Regions from separate parts of the Homo sapiens genome. Here region 1 is linked to region 2. Evidence: read pairs that join two places in POLR2A ChIA-PET (ENCODE). Cell type or tissue: HepG2. All regions are shown on one strand. Each heading gives the region's core, and the rest is flanking DNA. Links, peaks and the distances in the headings are about the cores only.

Evidence for each region. Peaks named below come from ENCODE experiments on the same cell type or tissue, not always from the same donor. Only the 100,000 strongest peaks of a DNase experiment are listed, where the experiment ranks them.
Region 1: POLR2A ChIA-PET joins it to region 2 with 6 read pairs; 2 of 35 experiments call an interaction of 5 or more read pairs at or near these places.

Annotation. Positions count from the first base shown.
Region 1 is chr22:24,590,802-24,596,164 of GRCh38, forward strand. It overlaps LRRC75B (leucine rich repeat containing 75B), which reads right to left and starts at 2,272. Exons shown (of 4, transcript NM_207644.3): 1 at 2,062-2,272. The coding sequence starts at 2,238. It also overlaps a transcript of GGT1 not described here. RefSeq lists enhancers at 699-1,692, 1,693-2,685, 3,735-4,705 and a silencer at 2,170-2,399. In HepG2, for the core only: no CTCF peak of the experiment used is centred there; DNase peaks (open chromatin) are centred at 2,400 and 3,120; H3K4me3 peaks cover 2,129 bases.
Region 2 is chr22:24,503,629-24,508,991 of GRCh38, forward strand. All of the region lies in intron 3 of UPB1 (beta-ureidopropionase 1), which reads left to right. Among named protein-coding and RNA genes, the nearest start is that of UPB1, 11 kb to the left of the region's middle. RefSeq lists enhancers at 1-28, 1,898-2,436, 2,437-2,973, 3,188-3,277, 3,698-3,747. In HepG2, for the core only: no CTCF peak of the experiment used is centred there; DNase peaks (open chromatin) are centred at 1,893, 2,753, 3,083 and 3,463; H3K4me3 peaks cover 638 bases.

The sequences.
Region 1 (5,363 bases), core at 285-5,284, 87 kb after region 2:
CTCAGTATAGGGCACCTCCATGACCATCTTCCCAGGCACTGGGGCCAGAAGCTCTGGAACCCCCCAGCACTCTTCCGTCCTCCTCTCTCCCCCAGCTCACCTAGTCATCCCTTCTCTCTCCCCACCACTCCTGCCAAGATTCAGGCCTCCAGCCTCCTCTCCTACCCATCCCTCACCCCACCGCCTGCATAGACCTGCCCTGGCCTTCCTGCCTCACTCCTCCACTTTCTCCTCCTGTCTACTCCCACAGGACTGGTGTGGGGCTGAATACTCTTTCAGAGGGTCTCTTTGTTTTGAGACGGAGTTTTGCTCTTGTTGCCCGGGCTGGGGCGCAGTGGTGCGAGGTCAGCTCACCGCAACCTCCGCCTCCCGGGTTCAAGCAATTCTCCTGCCTCAGCCTCCTGAGTAGCTGGGATTGCAGGCATGTGCCACCACGCCCAGCTAATTTTGTATTTTTAGCAGGGAAGGGGTTTCTCCATGTTGGTCAGGCTGGTCTCGAATTCCCGACTTCAGGTGATCTGCCTGCCTCAGCCTCCCAAAGTGCTGGGATTATAGGCGTGAGCCACTGCATCTGGCCCAGAGGGTCTCTTTAGAGGACATTTTGAGAGCTGATGGGGCAGCCACAGCCAGGAGGGGCCTCTAGACCCCATGTGGGCCTTCTCCAATCCATAGGTGATATGCTCTGTGCGTGGGTCCCAAGCACAGGAAGTTGGGCCAGGCAGGGGAGGCCGTGGGTCACAGCTGCAGGGTCCCTGCAGGTTATGGAGCAGGATAGGCCCCGGCTGGACCTCAAATCCCAACCTCTGAGACACAAAGAGGTGGTCTCTGAGGATCCTTCTTTCCCTCTAGTTTCCCAGCTAAAATGCCCAACTGGTGTCTTGGACTCCAGGCAGCATCCCAGACTGAGATCTGTGCCTCTGGTTGTCTGGCTGATTCAGTGCTGCTCTGCTGTTTGCCACAGATGCCAGCTAGGGAAGATCCAGGAGGAAGGCTGGCTGATGAGCCTGGCAGACCCAGACAGGGCCCCAGACCGCAACCTGCCAGCCTGCCTTCCATGGGTCTAGACAGCTCCTCTTAAACGGACAGCTCCATTTTTCCAGCCTGCTGAATCCAGAGTTGGAGGAGGTGGAGAAGGGAAGGGAGGAAGAAGGGCTCTGGCCCTGGCTTGCCCCACATTTTCTCTGTGGGCCCTGGGGTGACCACTTCGCTCCATGCCTCAGTTTCCCCATTTCTAATCTACCTTCTGCAGGCCGAACACCTGCATGGCTGACTTCCTGCTCACAGGATGGGGCAGGTAGTGGTGGTAGCTGCTGTAGGGGGTGGGGACGGGGTGGTGAGGGAAGTGGCATGCCCAGGTGATTGGGGGGACCAGCATCCTGGGACAACCCAGGGGTTGGGATCTGGGTTTAGTGTACCTGGTGTGTGTAGGAGCAGAGCCACCACCGGACCGAGTGTTGTGATGCACAGATGCTGGGGATGTGTACTCTAAGGGCATGAGCCGCCTGTTGGAGAACTGGTGATGCATGGATGGCTCTCTGTGGGCTGCCATGGTGTCTTGGGGTGAGGCTGCATCCCTAGACCAGCCCTGGGTCCTCTCTCCAGGGTCCACTGTCTCCCGGATCCTGGAGGAGGGGGAAGTTACCCTCTTCCATTGTCTCTCAATACAAGATGATTTGACCTCACTTGCCACTCCTCCCGGGCCCCTCCCATCTTGCCAGGGCCTGAATTTGGGCTCTTAGGTCCAGGCTACCGGGCCACCCTCAACACACACAACCCCTCTCAAACCCCAAAGACCCGGACACACTCAGCAGCCCCCTCCTCCACACGGTCCGCCGACCTCACCCAGCCCTCACTCCAGGCGGTCGCCCTCTCGCCCACGCAAGACCCCGCGTGCTGCAGCCTGTCGCGCCCTCGGAACCCGCCTGCGCGCGCCAGAGACCAGCTCCGCCTCGCCTCCCGGCGGATACAGGCCCACAACCCATAGCCCCGCGCCTCCCAGACCCCCAGACCCCCAGACCCTCCCTGGCCGCCAGCCCAGGGGCGGACGGCTCCTTCTCTCGCCTGGCGCAGGAGGCGCAGCAGCTGCCGGGCGCGCTCCGGCCGCCGCTCGCGGAGCGTGGACTGGATCTCGCGGAGCCACCGCACCCGGCGCTCGTAGGGCGCGGGCCCGCAGCCGGCCGCCGCCCCGGCCTCAGAGCCAGCCTCGGGCCCGGCCCGCCGGCCCAGCCGCGCCCCCATGGCCGCCGCGCGATGGTCGCCGAACCCACAGGAGGCCGGGCTGTCTGCGCCCCGCTCCCGGGGCCGCCCCTAGTCGCCCCGCCTCCAATCACCGCGGCCCTGCCCCGTCCGGGTCCGAAGGCTGAGCGCCCGCCCCACCCCGCGCCGGAGCGAGGCCAGTGGGTTCCTCGGTTTGGCCTGATCACACTGGAGGAGGCCCTGCTTGCGTCAGTCTTGGCGCTAGAACCCGAGGGCCTGGAGCCGCCAGGGGAGACGCGGAGCTCGGCCGAGACGAGGTGGCTTTTGGCACCTCTTTACCCTCTGGCCCCAGTGCTGACTGGGGAATAGTCGCTTTGACCGTGCAAAGAGCATTCTAGGCGGGGTGGGGGGGTTCTGCTGTGTGTGCCAGTGTTAGGTATTGCCCCCATTGCTTTTAGAAATATGCCCTGCATGGTGAATCTCCGTCTCTACTAAAATACAAAAATTAGGCCGGGCATGGTGGCTCACGCCTGTAATCCCAGCACTTTGGGGGGCCGAGGCAGGCGGAATCTAAGGTCAGGAGTTCAAGACTAGCCTGGCTAACATGGTGAAACCACATTTTTATTGAAAATACAAAAAATTAGCCGGGCGTGGTGGCGGGCGCCTGTAATCCCAGCTATTCGGGAGGTTGAGGTAGGAGAATCAATTGAACCTGGGAGGCGGAGGTTACAGTGAGCCGAGATGGCGCCACCGCACTCTACCCTGGGTGACAGAGCAAAACTCTGTCTCAAAAAAAAAAAAAAGAAAAGAAAAGAAATCTCTGCAGCTGGCAGTTGTGGTGTAGGACCTGCTCACGCTACATGGACACTCCTGCACTGGCAAATATTTACTGCCTCCTGCTTCTTGGTTTGGGGCAGGCCCCCACCTCTGACCCCAGCCTGGGAAATAAACCGGACGAAGAGTCAGGTTAACCGTTAAGCCCAGCTCTGGGCAAGCTGGCAGCAGGCGGGCTGTATCTGCCGCTGGCTTCAGTCTGCCTCCCTGACAAGGGGTGGGGGTGGCGGCAGGCAGAGTGAGATGGGGGCCCTGGCTCCTCTGAGGACCAGGGTGAGGTACGGACCCACCCAGCTCAAGGTGTATCCCACTTCCCAGGGCTCCCTCAGCAGAAGCCTAGGTCTCTGCTGCAGGCCTGCTGGGCCCCTGCAGCCCCAATCCCGGCTCTGGGACGCTCACATCTCCTGCGTGGGGAACGTTTGAGGCACTGATCTGCAGTTCCCACTTCTCTAAGCAAGGAGCACGTGTTTAGCCTGTGAGGACTGGTACCTGTTGTGCAGGAAGGGCTGAGCACTGTCCGAGGGCATATATGAGGGACGACAGCCAAGCACCCGTGTGTATGTGTGTGTGTGTGTGTGTGTGTGTGTGTGTGTGTCTGCTAATTACCCTATGAAGATTCAAGGTTCCTTCCTTTGGGTTAAGCACTGCCTGCCCAGAGATGGCAGTGGGGAGAGGGCAGGGTGCTAGGCTCTGTCATCCTGTGGGGCTGGGCCCCTGAGACAAGGCAGAGGACAGCAGGATGTCTTAGCCCCTTGACCATCCACGGACCCCCAACCCCTGCTGGAGCAGTGCTTGCACCCCCTTCTCCCCTGGCACCTGCCAGCTGGACCCAACAGCCTCTCCTCCCACTCCAGTGCAGCCAGCATTGTCCTGGGGCCACCTTGGCACCACAGGTTTCCTCCCTGGCAAACCTGCATGACGGCCTTGCGTGCCCTCCCCCAGGGCCAAGGCGCTGTTGCTGAACTGAAGTGGCAACCTACCCGGTCAGAGCTTTAAGCTGCAGCTCTGATGCCCCAGGGACCTCTCAGACCCCCCTGCCCAGAGCAGGCAGCCCGGTAAGCCCTCCTCCTCTTCCCCTGCAGCCTCAGGGCTGGAGCCACAGCTGGGAGGGCTCCCAGATCCTGACCATATCCTCCCAGAGGCTGAGCCAGGCCTGGGCACTGTCCCCTCAAATGTGAGAATACTGGGCAGGGGGAGGGGAGAAAGGAGGGAATGGAGGGCTGAGCCTGGAGGCATGAAAGGGGCAACCTAGGCAGCGGTATGGGGGAGTGCTCAGAGCTTAGAGTCCTGTGGAAGGCAGAGAACTGCCCCAGCCCCTGCCTCTCATCCCCCACCCTCTGTGTCCCTGGCCGAGAGGTTCCTGGAGGACATTTTTCCAGCAAAAGAGGGAGGGTGGTGTCTGGGCCTAGATCCTTGGATGGGCTTTTCTCTGCCTGCTTGTGGGGTGCCTAGGGCGAGTGGGCTTTTGGAGACAATTTCTGGCCTAACCTGACTTGGACAGCAGCCCCCAGAGGCACAGCTCTCCCCTCAGGCATGGGGGCATGATTCCACCTCGCTAGCCCACATGTGTTCTTCACGGAGGGCTGCTGGCCCGTCTCCCTGGGGTTACCCTGAGCAGCAGAGCTGTGTTTGTTGAGACTCCATGGGGTGGAGGGATTGCGATGTTGTCCTCTCAGTTCCCGGGGCTGATGTGGAAGCTCAAGGGCTTGCCCTGGATTCTTCAGGGTAGCCCTGCCATCCCTAGTGAGTCAGTGAGTTGGGAGGTTGGGGGCTGGAGAATCAGGTAGGGAGGACACAGCTAGACCTCAGGCCCTGATGGGAACGTACTAGGCTCCAAGTGGGACCTGCCAGGAGACAAGAATTGATGACAGCCACACCTTTGGAGTCTCAAGCCCTCTGCCACCCATGCGGTGGCCTAGTTCAAATGACAGGAACACAAGGTCCAGCTGGCCCAATGGGCAGGTAGAGGGCTGCAGCCAGGGCTGGAACTGGCCTTGCACTGCCTCTGGGCCCTTCTCTACCCACCCAGTAGTATTGTTCAAGCCCAGGAGGGAAAAAGGCCAGCTCAGGGTTAATGTTACCTCAGCAAGTAGCTGAGTGGCACTGAGCCTCCTGGTAGCCACTGTAAAGAAGGACACAGAATGGTTTGGGGGCATTCGCTAGGAGGAAGGAAGCAGATGGATACTCTATGGAGACAGAATGTCCTCTGTGTTTGCTCTACAGGAACGGGTTGTCAACCTTCTGCAGGGCCAGGAATTGTCATGAGGCTGTAGTAGGCAGCAGAGCTTGGCGGGGTGAGGCGAGATCACAGGTATAGGCTCAGGGCCTGGATT
Region 2 (5,363 bases), core at 121-5,120:
ACTGGGCTGCCCACTTTCCTGCTGCTTCCTTTAAATGGACCATCCAGGCATTTGGCCATTAACTTAAGGTGACCACATCTTAGTCATTATGTGTACTGCTAGTTGCCCCATACTCTCTCTGACTCTTCATTTCTCCCTCATCTGACCTGGGGACAGAGGACTGCCCTCCTGACTCATGGCACTCTCCTTGCCCAGGATCTGTAAGTAAAAAAATCTTTAAACTTGTTTCCTATTGCGATTGTGTGTTGAATTTGCACCTTCCATGAGAAGAACCAGGGGCTGCCCCAGGCTGGGTTTTCCTTGGGATACCGGTGGAAACACAAAGTTGGGCTCCTAGGGCCAGAGTGGTAGTCAGGCAGGGACAGGTCAGGCAAGAGCTGCCACACAGCATGTGCCAGTATAAACAAGTTTCACGTATGAGGGACCCCCTGGTCACGGGTTGGACAGACAGGCATTAGGCTGTCCACCATGTACAAGATGTATCCTGTGAAAGGCACACTGTAGAGACCACATCCAGCTCCCTTCATTTCCTGTTAGTGCTGGGTTGCCAACCGCTCTGGTACTGGAGCCCCCATTTAGCTAGGGACTCTCAGAACAAGTAGTTCCCTGAGGAAGAACACATCAGAGGTAAACTTTTTGAGGCCTTGCCCATCTGAAAATATGTTCCTTCTACAATTTTCTTGATAGTTTGGTTGAGCATCAAATTTTAGGTTAGAAATCATTTTCCTTCAGAAGTTTGAACACATTGTTCCATTGTCTTCTAGTTTTTTGGGCATTGTTGAGTAGTCCACAGCCATTTTAATTTGTGACCCATTGTCTATGACTTGTTTTTCTCTGGAAGACTGTAGGAGTTTCTCTTTTTCACCAGTACTCTACAATTTCATAATGATATTCCATTGTGTATATCTATTTTAATCCACTCTAGGCACTCAGTGGGTTCTTTTAGTCTAGAAACTTGGGTTCTGAAGCTCTAGGAAATGTTCTTGCATTATTTCATTCATTATTTTCCCCTCTTTTTTTCTCTTTCTAGACAGTCCTACTATTAGGATGTTGGAACCCTGGACTAGTTCCCTAATTTTGTTATGTATTTCCTCCTTTTTTTTTTTTTTTTTTTTTTGATACGTGGTCTTACTCTGTCACTGAGGCTGTAGTGCAGTGGCACAATCACAGCTCACTGCAGCCTTGACCTCCCAGGATCAAGCAATCCTCCCGCCCCAGCCTCCTGAGTAGCTGGGACCATAGATGCATACCACCACACCTGGCTAATTTTCTTGAATTTTTTTTTTTTTTTTTTTTTGTAAAGATGAGATCTGTGTTGCCCAGGCAGGTCTCAAATTCCTGGGCCCAAGCAATTCTCCCACCTTGGACTCCCAAAATGCTGCAACTATAGGCGTGAGCCACAGGGCCCAGTCACCACTTTGTCTTTTTGCTCAATTTTCTGGTGGATTTGATCTGATTTGTCAGTCAGCCCTCCTATTCAACCTTTCATTTCTGCTGTCAAATTTTGAATTTACTAGTGTTCTTTTGGTCTGAAAGTCCCTGTTGTATTACATCCTGTTCTTGCATCATGGTTGCGATATCTTCTCTTACCTCTAAGGATACTAATATTAAGTAAATTTTGTTTTCTCTCTTATTCCAAGAGTCCTTATTCCAAGTTGGACGCTTTGTTTGATTGCTCATATTTTAAGAATTGGGGATTAAAAATCTGTGAGCTCTGAGTTTGTAGTAGGGGCTCACCCACTGAGCTCCATTATAGGGTGATCTGATTTAGTGGTAATTCCCAGGTAATCCCAGTGTTAGTATCTCTGGGTCATTCTTTTCAGGCTGGTCAGAGTCCCCAGAGATTTTTCTGCCCTTGTGCCAAGAAGGGAAGGAGAACAAAGGTTCAGCATGCTGATGTTTACTCAATCCCTCTGTTTTGACACTTCACTTGCTTTCATCTGCCCTGCTCCAAAGCCAGAGAGCCTCTGCTGAACCATCTCTGGAGGATGAGCCTCTGGCCTTCTTCTGGGGTAGATGGGGCAGGTCCCAGCCTCTTGGTGTGGAGAAAGGACCTGGATTTCTAACTGCTTCTTTTTTTATTTTTATTTTTATTTTTTTTTGAGGTGGAGTCTTGGTCTGTCACCCAGGCTGGAGGGCAGTGGCGCGATCTCAGCTCACTGCAACCTCTGCCTCCTGGATTCAAGCGATTTTTCTGCCTCAGCCTCCTGAGTAGCTGGGACTACAGGCCCGTGCCACCATGCCTGCCTGATTTCTGTATTTTTAGTAGAGATGGGGTTTTGCCATGTTGGCCAGGCTGGTCTCGAACTCCTGACCTCAGGTGATCCACCCACCTCAGCCTCCCAAAGTTCTGGGATTACAGGCGTGAGCCACCGTGCCTGGCCCTAACTGCATTTTTTTTTTTTTTTTTCAGACGGAATCTTGTTCTGTCACCCAGGCTGGCATGCAGTGGCGCATTCTCAGCTCACTGCAACCTCTGCCTCCTGGGTTCAAAAAATTCTCCTGCCTCAGCCTCCTGAGTAGCTGGAATTACAGGCCTGTACCACCACACCCAGCTAATTTTTGTATTTTTAGTAGAGACCAGGCTTCACCATGTTGGCCAGGCTGGTCTCGAATTCCTGACCTCAGGTGATCCGCCCACCTCGGCCTCCCAAAGTGCTGGGATTACAGGCATGAGCCACTGCGCCCGGCCCCTAACTGCTTCTTAAATAGACCTTTGACCAGTCCTTGTTTATCATACTTCCCTGCTTCCCCACCTTCAGAGGTACCTGGTGCCCCTGGGTCCTGAGCTTTGGATAAGCAGGAGATCTTCTCTACTGCTAGCGGGACTCAGTTTTCTCTGATCTGCTGAGAGATTTGCCTGCATCTTTCCGCCTTCCAGCTTCCCGTGTTTCCGTGCCTCAGTGCACCATCCTTGTTGGGTATATGCCTTTGCATGAACATTGCTTTCCTGTCATGTTAATGGGGTTTCAGGAAAGAACACGTGTCTGTGTCCCAGAAGTTCATGTCGTTTTCCTATTTTTGTTACCTTTGTACTCTCACTCTTCATTAGACTATGAGCTCCATGAGGATAGTATCTGTGTTTGTTTTTCCCAACTCTCCACCCACCCCTGTTTCATCTTTAGTGGCAAGAATAATCCCTAGTGCATGACAGGCACTACAAATTAGTATTGGCTGGATAGTTGAACTAACATCTCCCCTTTCTTGGATCTGGAACTCCCCCTCATTTATCAAAGTCTAGCACAGGTACCCCTCCTTTGTGGGGCCCTGGGGACTCCCCCAGGACTCCCCCTGACCACTCTGTATTGCCAGGTTGTGTGGCCGCACCAGGTTCTAATTCATCTCCTTCCCTCTAGGCTGGCAGTTCCTGAGGGCCAGGTGTTAGGTCAGTGCATGTGGAACCTCGTCCCCTCTAGTTGAAGAACTGTAGTTGGGACTTTGCAGCCAGCCTCACCCAACCTCACTTCCACATCCTTCTTTTGAAAGTGTGTTTACATTAGAGTGGTTGTGTAAACAGGAAAAGAAGCTGCTTATTCTCTGGGGGCACTTGACTCACTCCTAATGCTCTGAAAGCTGAGAATTAATGGTCATTAAGGAGCATTTGTGTTTTCAACAGCTTTTCTGTTGGCTTCCTTAAAATAATTCATCTCTCTTCACAGAAGGCGAGCCTGGGGAGCCTTGAGCCTGCTACCAAGGCCCCCAGGACTGTTGCTGGCAGTGCCTGCCGCCTGCTTGGCAAGATGGTGGTGGTGCCATTGGCGGGATATTTACTGTGGTACTCTCTTAGGACCAGGCTTCCTGGGACCGGAAGGAATTGAGAGGCTGAGGCTTCTCTTCCTTCTCTGTGAAATAAAGGGGGTGACACCAGCTTAGGGATGTTGGAGACGATCTGCCTATTACGAAGATAGGAGTTATAAAGAAATACTTTTTAGGCAACTAGAAAGGAGTAAAAGGAATAAAGGAGTAAAGGTTCTCAGTGGAAATTTTCCTGTAATAAGAAGCAACTCCTGAACCATTTCTTTTCTAACCGAAAAGGCGGCTTAAAGAGCCAGGCCAGCAAGCTTTGATATGCAAATGTCGGCAATTAGAAACTAGGTCCACCCAACATGGCAATTCCTGCCCTCTTCTCCTTGTCACCACCTGTGCCAAGTGTCATGACCGCCTCCAGATAACTCATACATGTTCAGGACATCATGGCAGCTCACGTTTGCATATTAAAGGGCTAAGGTGGGAGGGCTAGATTTTTTGCGGGCTACTTGAATGTCACACCTGGTCAAACCAATCCCCTGGGCCCTATGCAAATCAGACCCCACCTCCTCCAGCCCCCCAATATAACCAACCACTTTTCCGCTGCACACCGGATTTCTCTTGGTTCAGACTCCCCTGGCCCCCTCCGCCGTATGGGGGAGCTGTTTTCTTCTTTCTACCAGGCACCATGCTTCACATATGCCTGGCATTTAGGAGATACTGTCTACAATTGTTAATTCTAAAGGGGTCTTAAGGCCCTCGCAGAGGCCAGTTAAACACTGCCCCATCACATCACACAGCTTCCTGCACACCCCCCTCAAGTTAGTTCAAAGTAGCTGGAACAATAGCAGACAACTGGAAACTTCTGTTAGGCTAATCCCTCTAAAAGTAATGGACTTGGGGCCAGATGTGGTGGCTCACGCCTGTAATCCCAGCACTTTCTGAGCCTGAGGTGGGCGAATCACCTGAGGTCAGGAGTTCGAAACCAGCCTGGCCAACATGGTGAAACCCTGTCTCTACTAAATATACAAAAATTAGCTGGATGTGGTGGCGGGCACCTGTAATCCCAGCTACTTGGGAGGCTGAGGCAGGAGAATCGCTTGAACCCAGGAGGTGGAGGTTGCAATGAGCCAAGATCGTGCCACTGCACTCCAGCCTGGGCAACGAGAGCGAGACTCCGTCTCAAAAAAGAAAAAAAAAGAAAGAAAGAAATGGACTTGGGCTGGGTGTGGTAGCTCATGTCTGTAATCCCAGCACTTTGGGAGGCCGAGGCAGCTGGATCACCTGAGGTCAGGAGTTTGAGACCAGCCTGGCCAACATGATGAAAACCCATCTCTACTAAAAATACAAAAAAAATTAGATGGGCATGGTGGTGGGCTCCTGTAATTTCAGCTACTTGGGAGGCTGAGGCAGAAGAATCGCTTGAACCCAGGAGGTGGAGGTTTCAGTGAGCCAAGATCGTGCCATTGCACTCCAGCCTGGGCAACAAGAACAAGACTCCATCTCAAAAGAAAAGAAAAAAAGAAAGAAATGCACTTGGGTTATTGTGAGGTGGGAGATCTACAAAGTATACTGAATTAGTCCAGACAAGGATTGAGTTCTCCACATTGAGAAAG